Regions from separate parts of the Homo sapiens genome. Here region 1 is linked to region 2. Evidence: read pairs that join two places in POLR2A ChIA-PET (ENCODE). Cell type or tissue: CD4-positive, alpha-beta T cell. All regions are shown on one strand. Links, peaks and the distances in the headings refer to the core of each region. The heading gives the core; the rest is flanking DNA. Region 1 overlaps ATP2B4 (ATPase plasma membrane Ca2+ transporting 4). Region 2 holds the start of SNORA77 (small nucleolar RNA, H/ACA box 77).

Evidence for each region. ChIA-PET counts read pairs that join two places held together with the same protein. Peaks named below come from ENCODE experiments on the same cell type or tissue, not always from the same donor. Only the 100,000 strongest peaks of a DNase experiment are listed, where the experiment ranks them.
Region 1: POLR2A ChIA-PET joins it to region 2 with 5 read pairs; 3 of 35 experiments call an interaction of 5 or more read pairs at or near these places.

The regions. Positions count from the first base shown.
Region 1 is chr1:203,646,120-203,651,488 of GRCh38, forward strand. The region is part of intron 1 of ATP2B4 (ATPase plasma membrane Ca2+ transporting 4); the gene reads left to right. Among named protein-coding and RNA genes, the nearest start is that of ATP2B4, 22 kb to the left of the region's middle. RefSeq lists a silencer at 4,413-4,582. In CD4-positive, alpha-beta T cell, for the core only: no CTCF peak of the experiment used is centred there; DNase peaks (open chromatin) are centred at 2,362, 3,542 and 4,262; H3K4me3 peaks cover 1,255 bases; H3K27ac peaks cover 2,780 bases.
Region 2 is chr1:203,726,804-203,732,172 of GRCh38, forward strand. ATP2B4 (ATPase plasma membrane Ca2+ transporting 4) reads left to right here. Exons shown (of 21, transcript NM_001684.5): 20 at 592-768. It overlaps SNORA77 (small nucleolar RNA, H/ACA box 77), which reads left to right and starts at 2,778; the gene lies at 2,778-2,902. It overlaps LINC00260 (long intergenic non-protein coding RNA 260), which reads left to right and starts at 3,774. Exons shown (of 1, transcript NR_046213.1): 1 at 3,774-5,050. In CD4-positive, alpha-beta T cell, for the core only: no CTCF peak of the experiment used is centred there; no DNase peak of the experiment used is centred there.

The sequences.
Region 1 (5,369 bases), core at 47-5,046, 81 kb before region 2:
AGCACTTACTATATTTCAGGCACCAAGACACATGCTAAAACTGCATGACCTCATTCCCTCCTCATGACAATCCTAATAAGGAAGGAGTCATTCCTATCTTCCCTTTCAAAAAAAGAAAGTAAGGCTCAAGAGATAAAATACTTTTATCCAAGTTCCCACAGCTACCAAGTGGTGGTTGTGGAATTCAAACCATGGCTCTCAAACTTCAGAGTCCAAGGGTGCAGTGGCACGTGTCTGTAGTCCAGCACTTTGAGAGGTTGAGGCAGAAGAATTGCTTGAGTCCAGGAGTTTGAATCCATCTTGGGCGATATAATGAGAACCCATCTCTAAAAAATAAAAAATATAAAAATAAAAAAACAGTCGACCAGGCACAGTGGCTCACGCCTGTAATCCCAGCACCTTGGGAGGCCAAGGTGGGTGGATCACCTGAGGTCAGTGTTCAAGACCAGCCTGGTTAACATGATGAAACTCCATCTCTGCTAAAAACACAAAAATTAGCCAGGCGTGGTGGCACATACCTGTAATCCCAGCTACTTGGGAGGCTGAGGCAGGAGAATCACTTGAACCTGGGAGGCGGAGGTTACAGTGAGCCGAGATTGTGCCACTGCACTTCAGCCTGGTGACAGAGCGAGACTCCATCTCAAAAAAAATAAATAAAAATAAAAAAAGATTCTGAGCTATGTACTGCCTCTACACAGGATCATCCTAGAAAGTGTGGAATATTCAGAAAAGCATGAAGAGAAAACTAAAACGTTCACAAGTCCAGACATAACTGCTAACATTTTGGTGTAGTCTCTTTTAGTCTTTTATATACGTGGGTGAGTATATACATTTTTTAAACAAAATTGGGAACACGTTGCATAATAAGATTTTGATTTAATTTTTTTTTCCTACCCAATACTAGATCATGAGCATTTTCCCACATCATAAAGAATTGGTCACAAGTCAGCCCCAAACATAGTCCAGTGGAATCCAATGATAGCAGGCAACCAGAGGCAAAGTATCTGTGGTTTTAGAAGGGAAATAAAGAAGCTGATGGGCTGGGCACAATGGCCCATACCTGTAATCCCAGCACTTTGGGAGGCTGAGGCTTGAGGCCAGGGTTTTAAGACCAGTCTGGGCAACTTAGTGAGACTCCGTCACTTAAAAAAATAAAAAATAAAAAAATTAGCCAGGTGTGGTGATGCACACCTGTAGTCCCAGCTACTCAGGAGACTGAGGCGGGAGGATCCCTTGAGTCCAGGGCTTTGAGGCTGTAGTGAGCTCTGATTGCACCACTGCGCTCCAGCCTCGGCAATAGAGCAAGAACTTCTCTCTAAAAAAAACAGAAAATAACAACAACAACAAAAAAAACAAACGGCTGGACACAGTGGCTCATGTCTATAATCCCAACACTTTGGGAGGCAAAGCGGGAGAATTGCTTGATCCCAAGAGTTCGAGACCAGCCTGGGCACCATAGTCAGACCCCATCTCTACAAAAAGTATGAAAATTAGCTGAGCGTGGTAGTGCATGTCTGTGGTCTCAGTTACTCGGGAGGCTGAGGTGGGAGGCTTGCTTGAGTCCAGGAGGTTGAGGCTGCAGAGAACCAAGATCGTGCCACTGTACTCCACCCTAGGCAACAGAGGGAGACTCTGTCTTAAAAAATTTAAATATATGAAGAAATGATTAGGAAAAAAAAAAGTGCTGATGGCCATAGCCTTTGCTTTGGAAGCTGACCACCTGGAGCCAGCCTAGGTGGTGCACAGGGTCTGATCCTGGGATGAGAAATCAGAGAGGGGAGAAGGCTTGGAACTCTTGGGTCACCTTTGGGAGGTACTTTCCTCTATGTGTCTGGATCTCACATGAAGGTGTGAGAAGATGGGCAGGCCAACTTGTGTTTGAAGTGGGAGTCAAAATGTAAAGTGGCTTTTACACAGGCTCAGCTAAAGGCCAGGCTTCTAGAATAAGATGTGGAACACCCTAAATAAAGCCCCCTGTAAATCTGTGAGTGAGATTACTCATTCATGGTGGAGAGGCTGGCTCCTGCTGGTGATTTGGGTTCTCATGCTGGCCTGTGATTGGAGAGAACCATAAAGATTTCCTGCCTTCATTCTCTTAAATGTATATGTGTGAAAGAGAAGCTAAGTATATTTTATCTGCAGCTATATTTTTAAAGAAAAGAAGTGTTTTTTTTAAAAAAAAAATCCAAGAATAGCACAAGAAGGGGCAGAGAGAAAGGAAGATCTGGAGGCTGTCACCAGCCAAAAGATAATTAGCAACCATGGGGCTGGGGACAAAGACAATGTCTAGTGTCTATGATGGGACACTAGATGGGAAAGTCCCTGTGCTTGTGGTGGGCCACTTGACACCCCTTGGCAGTTAGGTGGCTTTGGAATGACAGCCCGAGGTGCCAGCCTCTTGGAGGTTGTACCAACTGACTGCTACAAATTCAAGAGTGATAAAGAGTACTGGTGGCCTCCATGACAGATACAGGCTTGTCCAAGGCACCTGTTCGGTGCAGGATCCAGGGCCAGGACATGGAGTCTTGGGTTCACCCATGAGCTGGTACCACCTTTTGCCATGACTCTGGGGAAGGCTTGGGCTACTCTGTGCTCGTAGTTTGTCCCCTGGCCCATACCAAGGTTTCACCCCTCCACCTTCCTCCTTTCTGGGCATCTTGAGGACAGAAATGAGAAAAATGGAGAGAGATGCTTTGGGTTTCCATTATGAATATAGAGAGTTTTTCATCATTACATTGGTTATCTCAGAACCTCAGGGGTAACCAATGTAATGCAATGCATGGGAAGGAAATGGGGTATTATTGTTGAACATGCCACTTAACTGCTGCAGCCTTTTCACTCTCCTTAAAATATCAGATAATATCCTCTTGAATACCTTACAGGGTAAGGTAAGTGACAAGAATCACTTGAAATACTGGATATGAAAGTGCTTTGTATATCATGGAGTGCCTACAAATATACAGATTCGTATTTATGGAGATTTTTGCATGGGAAAGTCCCTCCTTACTCCCCTGAGGTTGGGGAGACCATTCATTTCTCCAGCTCCTATAAAATTTGAGTCCTCTTTCTTGAGTAGGGTGGCTTCTCTCCACGCTGTAGAATGGGAGAGTGAATTCCAGTTAAGTGCGAATGATGTGTTCAAAGTGGGTGAAAAATCTTGGAATCTTGGGGCATTAAAAAGAATTCCTTAATTTATTTCCATTCTTGACCAAGCTAGTAGGTAACAGTGTGACCTTGAGCAAGTCACTTAACCTCTGAGCCTCACTTTTCTCATTCGTCATTAGTTTGTATCCACAAATGATAGTTATGATAATCTAAGGAGAGAGTATGGAATCTAAATGGAAGTGCTTTGAAAAGTTAAAAGTGCTTCACTTTAGGGTGGGCGTAGTGGTTCACGCCTATAATCCCAGTTCTTTGGGAGGCTGAGAATAGCTTGAGCCCAGGAGTTCGAGACCAGTCTGAGTAACATGGGGAAACCCCATCTCTACCAAAACCAAAACAAACAAAACAAAACAAAACAAAAAAATAGCCAGGCCTGGTGATGCATACCTGTAGTCCCAGCTACTCAAGAGGCTGAGGTGGGAGGATCACTGAGCCCAGGAAGGTTGAGGCTGCAGTGAGCCTTAATCATGCCACTGTACTCCAGCCTGGGCAACAGAGACCCTGTCTAAAAAACAAGCAAAAAACCAAGTGCTGTACTTTACAGACCAGAAAAATTGAGGTCACGGAAACTCCACAGCCCCCACTCGTACCCGGCCAGGCATGTCACACTCGCCACTCTGGGGCCCAGGGTCCCCATACGCTAAGTAGGGTGTGCTCCAGGTTACCTCCCCTTCTTCCAGAGCTGCTGAGGACTAATGAGAACACTCACTTGTAGACGCTGTAATAGCCTGTTTTGAAGCATCTCAGATTTACCCCAGCCTTCCCTTCCATGGTGATGTAAACGGAGTGGCTTTCACGCACACATCCCAGAACCAGCCCAGTTTTTGCCCTTGTCCTCTGACATAATGCATGCATTGATCAATAGACATTTATCAAGCATGCCTGCCCCGTAAAGCTTGGAGCGAGGCCCTGGTCCCCTGGGTTTTGGCAGCTCAAGGACGGGCGCTCCCGGGGAAGCTGTGCTGAGAAGTCGGCTGAGCCACTGAAGCCACAGGGTTTGGTTTCAGGGAGGCCAGGTGAGGGGCAGGGTGAGAACTGGGAGGGTTCCCCAGGTGTGTTCCCCGGGTTGTGGTGTGGTGTGATGTGGTGGGGGACAGGACGAGGGTCCCTGGGGAGGGAGAGAGGTGCTTGGCTGGCTGGGTCGAGTGAGTCATCGGCCCCCTCTGAGCAATCGCTGCTGCCCAGGTGGAGTCGGCCCGCCTTATTTGGGGCTTCTGTGCTGAGCCAGGCCTCCAGGGCTAAGGCGTTTGTTTCCCCAGCTGCTTCCCGGGCCGCGCTGGTAGCCAGCTGAGCCCGGCGCCTGCGGCTGAGTTGCACCGCGCAGAGGCCGGGGGAGCTGCAGGTCCGAACTCGGCCGGCCCGGGGCGAGGGCGGGCGGGGAGCGGGGCGGGCTAGGGCGAGCGAGGCTGCCACACCCCCGGGACTCGCTGGTGCGAGGCTCAGCATGCCGGCTGCGGAAGTCCCGCACAGGGCAGCTTCCAGGCCTCCTGTCCCTAGAGCAGTAAATGCAGATCAGCACTTCTGCCCCTCACTGTACTCCCACTCTCATCCCCTTCCTCCCTCTACCACCACCAAAAGGCCAGAATTTTTAAGTTGATTGATATTTTTTTATTAGGATAATAAAGTCAGATGCAGTATATTGTGTATGTTTTTTTGTTTCGTGTTGCGTTTTTGTAGAGATGGGGTCTCACTGTGTTGCCCAGGCTGCTCTCTTAATTCCTGGGCTCTAGTGATCCTCCTGCCTCGGCCTCCCAAAGTGCTGGGATTACAGGCATGAGCCACCATGCCTGGCCTTGACTGTGTTGTTAAATGGCTATTTTAGACCATGAAATTTTCAACAAAAGTTCTTATTTAAGAGTCTTGATATTTTTAGATAGTTCCATGGCTGTCTTTGATCATACAAGTTAAAAAATGTTGCTGGTAGAAATAGGAACCATTTTTTTTCTTCTCTCTCTCTGTCTCTGTCTTTCATTTCTAGTTCTATCTCTTTTGTTTATTTCTCAGATGCACAAAATTGGATGAGTCAAAATCTACAGTTCATTTTCTTGACTGGTTTATGCATGCCTCGCTTTTACTGCTTATTTATATATGCTATTAATGTTTTTTATTAACCTAATGAACACACTTGAACCCACCACCCAAAAATGAGATCACTATCATTTATTTGCATCCACCTATGACCCTTTCCTATCCCATCCCCCCACCTC
Region 2 (5,369 bases), core at 96-5,095:
GACCCCTCTTCTATGGACTGTCCCATCCACTTCCTCACCTCAAGCCCAAGAAAACTTTTGGTATCCTTTCACAAGAGTTTGTAACACAGAAACTACTTTGCATGTGGCAACTAAGAAAGGGGTCATTCATTTCCAATACCCTTCTCAACCCCTTGCCTATACATAGGCAATATCACCATCTTCTCCCCAAACTCTTTTCCCCCAGGTCCTGGTCTCTGTTTCTTCCTACTGCGTACCATGCTGTATAGTTCTGTTAACCTTAAAAGACAGATTGCAAAATGGAACAGAAGAAATGAGACAGAAAGAGGAAAATGAAGTATATGACCAGGCAGATGGCTGGTCAATTACTAGAATAGAAGCTCTCTTTTGTGTGTGTCCATAAATACAGAAAACCTTCCTAAAAGCCTGACCGCTGGTGGGCACTTGGAGAATGCTTGCCTGGATGGATTGGTGCTTCTGCCCACTGCTCTTCCAGTGGGAAGGGTGGTAGGGCAAAGAGTAACCTGCCCAAGGGCCTGGCTCATGTAAGTTGACTGACAGCTCTTCTCACGCTGATTCTGACGTCTTCCTCTTCGCTGCGCTTGTTTTCAGTTCATCTCCGCAATACCTACCCGATCCCTGAAGTTCCTGAAGGAGGCTGGGCATGGCACCACCAAAGAGGAGATCACCAAGGATGCCGAGGGACTGGATGAGATTGACCATGCTGAGATGGAGCTGCGCCGAGGCCAGATCCTCTGGTTCCGGGGCCTGAACCGTATCCAGACTCAGGTACTCTGATAGTGGTCTGTCCTTCCCTTGGGAGAAGCAGCTTCCCATCTTGGAAGGTGTTGGGAGGGTAGCAGTTCTTGTCGGCCAGCATCTCTTCCCTTCCAAAGGCTCACTACTGATGGGCAGCCCTAGATCCTCAGCTTCAGGACAGACACGCAAAAGGATCTGTGTGGGGTCCTCTGAGAGGAGAGGAGTCAAATGACCTAGACCATGGGACACTATTAGCATAGTCCTTTAGCTCTGGGTTGACCCTAAAGCCCAGCCTGCCACCCTCTATCAAATGGGCAAGCTTCAGCATAAGGTCTCTTGCAAGCACTAGACCTGACCCCAGGGTGGGAAATGCTCAGTTTTTCCCTACCCTTCAGAAGGAAGGAGTTAGACAATATCAATATGCCAACATACCCAGCATTCACTTAATATAGCTTCCTCACACTGCCATTATAGGAATAGATGCTATCTGGAAGGGTCTTTGTAAAAGAAACTCACCTTGTTATATCTCCCCCATTCAAAGTGTAAGGCCATGGTGGGGAATCTGATGGTTTCATGTGTAAAAATGACAATAGTCTCTTGATGTCTGAGCATCTTTTGCAGGATTCAGACTTGCTTCCTGACAAGGAGGAAGCAATAATTTCTTCAAGCCTCTTCCCTTCTTGCAATTTCTGAAATGGGATAGAAGCCACCCCTGCTGCTCTTATGTCCCCTGTCTATAGCCCCACAATAACTTTTATTTTTTCCACTTTCCATGCATCAATTGTAACTACTTTCTCCTGGGTGAATGCGCTGATCTAAGCATTGATAATTCTGTCTTCCCCTGCTCTCACCCCCCATAGCTTTATTGTTTTAATCCTGAGATTTTCCATTTCAAAAACACTGTAAATTCCAAGATCTCAAGGGTGGTCTCCAGAAAACAGGCGTATTTCTCTCTGCTGATTGGCTAGAGATCTTCAAAATAAGTTTCACTGTCTAAAACTGGCCTTGCAAATGTTTTAGAAAGTTCCCCAGTCGGCCAGGCATGGTGGCTCACGCCTGTAATCCCAGCACTTTGGGAGGCCAAGGTGGGTGGATCACCTGAGGTCGGGAGTTCAAGACCAGCCTGACCAACATGGAGAAACCGCGTCTCTACTAAAAATCCAAAATTAGCCGGGCGTAGTGGCACATGCCTGTAATCCCAGCTACTCGGGAGGCTGAGGCAGAAGAATTACTTGAACCCGGGAGGCAGAGGTTGTAGTGAGCTGAGATTGCGCCATTGCACTCCAGCCTGGCCAACGAGAGCTAAACTCTGTCTCACAAAAAAAAAAAGACTGGGCGCGGTGGTTCTCACCTGTAATCCAGCACTTTGGGAGGCCAAGGCAGGTGGATCCCCTGCCTTAGGTGAAACCCCGTCTCTACTAAAAATACAAGCCAGGCATGGTGGCACATGCCTGTAGTCCCAGCTACTTGGGAGGCTGAGGCAGGAAAATCGCTTGAACCCAGGAGGCGGAGGTTGCAGTGAGCTGAGACCACACCATTGCACTCCAGCCTGGGTGACAGATTGAGAGTTGTCTCAAAAAAAAAAGAGAAAGAAAAGAAGTTCCCCAGTCAATCCCACCTCGTTAGTGTATAGGAGAGATAGATGGAGTGAATATTCTAAACTATATACCTGGTAGGAACTTATCCCCTATAGGCAAGACAACAAATAGAAAAGTGGAAAAGAGGCCGGGTGCGGTGGCTCACGCCTGTAATCCCAGCACTTTGGGAGGCCGAGGCTGGCAGATCATAAAGTCAGGAGTTCGAGACCAGCCTGGCCAACATAGTGAAACCTTGGCTCTGCCAAAAATACAAAAATTAGCTGGACGTGGTGGTGGGCGCCTGTAATCCCAGCTACTCTGGAGGCTGAGGCAGGAGAATCGCTTGAACCCGGAAGGCTGAGGTTGCAGTGAGCTGAGATCGCGCCATTACACACCAGCCTGGGCAACAAGGCAAGACTCTGTCTCAAAAAAAAAAAAAAAAAAGAAGAAGAAAAGTGGATTGCAGACTCACTATGCACCTGACTGTACTTCCAGGCAGGTGCTTTTTCTGTCTGCCAGAGAAACATTCCAGGGTGCTGTGGCTGCCTCACCTATCCAGGGCGATGCAGCTCCCTGGGGACACAGGTGCTTCCTGGGGAGCCCTGAGCACTTCTCCGTGTTGCTGGCCTCACATCCAATTGGGCAGGCATTGGAGTCCGGGCACTGCCTGGAGCTCACCAGAAGGTGCTTTACAGTGGTCCTTGGTTTGTCTCTCAGAGGGCTTGGTCCCCTCTGCTGTGAGGCTGGACTGCAGCTGTGGTGGCAAGTGACCAGATGTCACTGAGCAGCCTGACCATGGTCTAGGTGGTGCTTGGATGCATCCACTTGGCTTCCTTTGGTCATTGAGTTTCAAGAAGAGAAACTCCAGGAGACGGCTTGGCCAGGATCAGGCAAAAACAATCATGCCGAAAAAGTGGCAGAAAAGCTTGAAGGTCTCTCAGTGAAGGAGGAGACCAAGGAGGATGCTGAGGAGAAACAATAAATCGTCTTATTTTATTTCCTTTTCCTCTCTTTCCTTTCCTTTTTTTAAAAAAAAATTTACCCTGCCCCTCTTTTTTGGTTTGTTTTTATTCTTTTGTTTTTACAAGGGATGTTATATGAAGAGCTGAATTAAAAAAAAAAAAAAGAAGAAAAAGAAAAGTGGAAAAGGGCTAGGTAGGGAAACGCTAGGGTTCCTTTTCCCTCTCTCAAGTTCCTCCTCTCAGAAAGAAAATTTCCAGCGGGACCTACACAAAGTGCCTCGTGGCATCCAGGCATCCAGAATCCCCACGCTCACTCCCTACCCCACCCCACACTCCAGGCTGCTGACTCCAAGTACCCATAGAACCTGGCGCCTTTGGCTCCCATCTCTAAAGCCCCCAGTGCTTTCCTTTGGGTCTGCTCTTTCCAAAATAACCTGTCTTTGCTTTGTTTTTCTTCAGGATCAACCACTTCTACTATGTGATTTCTTTTCTCCTAGCCAAGATTCCCTCAGTCCAGTACCTCCTTGCTCCTTTCCAGTCTTCTGTCCTGGGAGGCTGAGATTTATGGGTCTTCCTTGCCCTCCACTACCAATTTCTATTTCCTTGACTATGCCCCTCTCTACAAGGTCTTTTTGGTTTCACTGCCTACATAGCTTTAGGTATACTACCTTTCCGCATTGTTGGAGCATGAGGCAGTTGGGCCAAAATGGCATTAAAGCCTAAAGTGAGGCATGTTCAAGATGCCACAGTGACCAAATTCACGCCATCCAGGATGCACCTGACTCTGGAAGCTGATGAGGCTAATGATGCTAACGTGTATCCTGGATCCCTGAGGTCCGCTCCCAACATCAGCCCTTCAGCCTCAGCTGGGTTCTAACAAAACCCCCTGCCACCTCCACGTTGATCTTTGTTGTCATTCTCATCGCAGTGCTTTGGTATGGGAGGTGTTAGAAAACTTAGAGACTAGAATTGTGGAGGTTGGGACCTTGTAACTCCAATAAGCACTGAAGAAGGTGTCTCTACAGTCCCTTCTTCCATGGAGCTGGAACCCCCGCACCCACCCCAAGTGTAAACCCTCTCCTCCTGCAGGTTCAAGCTCCTCAGTCCCAGGGAACTAAAACTGAATAATGTGAGGAAGCAGTGATGTTTCTGCTCAAACTGTGATCTGGATCCAGAAACTAGCCCTAAACAGCTCATGGCTTCTCAGGAAGCTTTATAAAAGGACTGTCTCACTCACATTCTGCCTACTTTCCCATCTTCCCTCCTGGGAAAATGAAGTCCAGTTAATGGAATCAGCACCTTTCCTTCATTCCTGGTAGATTAACCCTTGGCATTAAGCAGATAGATATTTCTAAGATTATTCTACCAGATTCATGAAGGCTAAAGGGAATTCCTTTTGATTTTGTCCTTGTTACTTAGGGGTCAGGGATAAGGATGGTAGAGTTGATTGAGGCCCTAGATCAGGACCATTGTCAGAAAATGAATGGCATGGCCGGGCGCGGTGGCTCACACCTTAATCCCAGCACTTTGGGAGGCTGAGGAAGGCAAATCACAAGGTCAGGAGTTCGAGACCAGCCTGGCCAGCATGGTGAAACTCTGTCTCTACTAAAAATAAAAAAATTAGCTGGGCATGGTGGCAGGTACGTGTAGTCCCTGCTACTCAGGAGGCTGAGGCAGGAGAATGGCTTGAACCCAGCAGATGGAGGTTGCAGTGAGCCAAGATCGTGCCATTGCACTCCAGCCTGGGTGACAGAGCGAGACTCTGTCTCAAAAAAAAAAAAAAAAAAAAAGGAAGGAGGGAGGAAGGAAGGAAGGAAGCTGGGCACAGTGGCTCACGCCTGTAATCCCAGCACTTTGGGAGGCCAAGACCGGCGGATCACGAGGTCAGGAGATTGAGACCATCCTGGCTAACACAGTGAAACCCTGTCACTACTTAAAATATAAAAAATTAGCCAGCCTGGTGGCGGGTGCCTGTAGTCCCAGCTACTCAGGAGGCTGAGGCAGGAGAATGGCGTGAACCCGGGAGGCGGAGCTTGCAGTGAGCCGAGATCGCACCTTGCACTCCAGCCTGGGTGTCAAAAAAAAAAAAAAA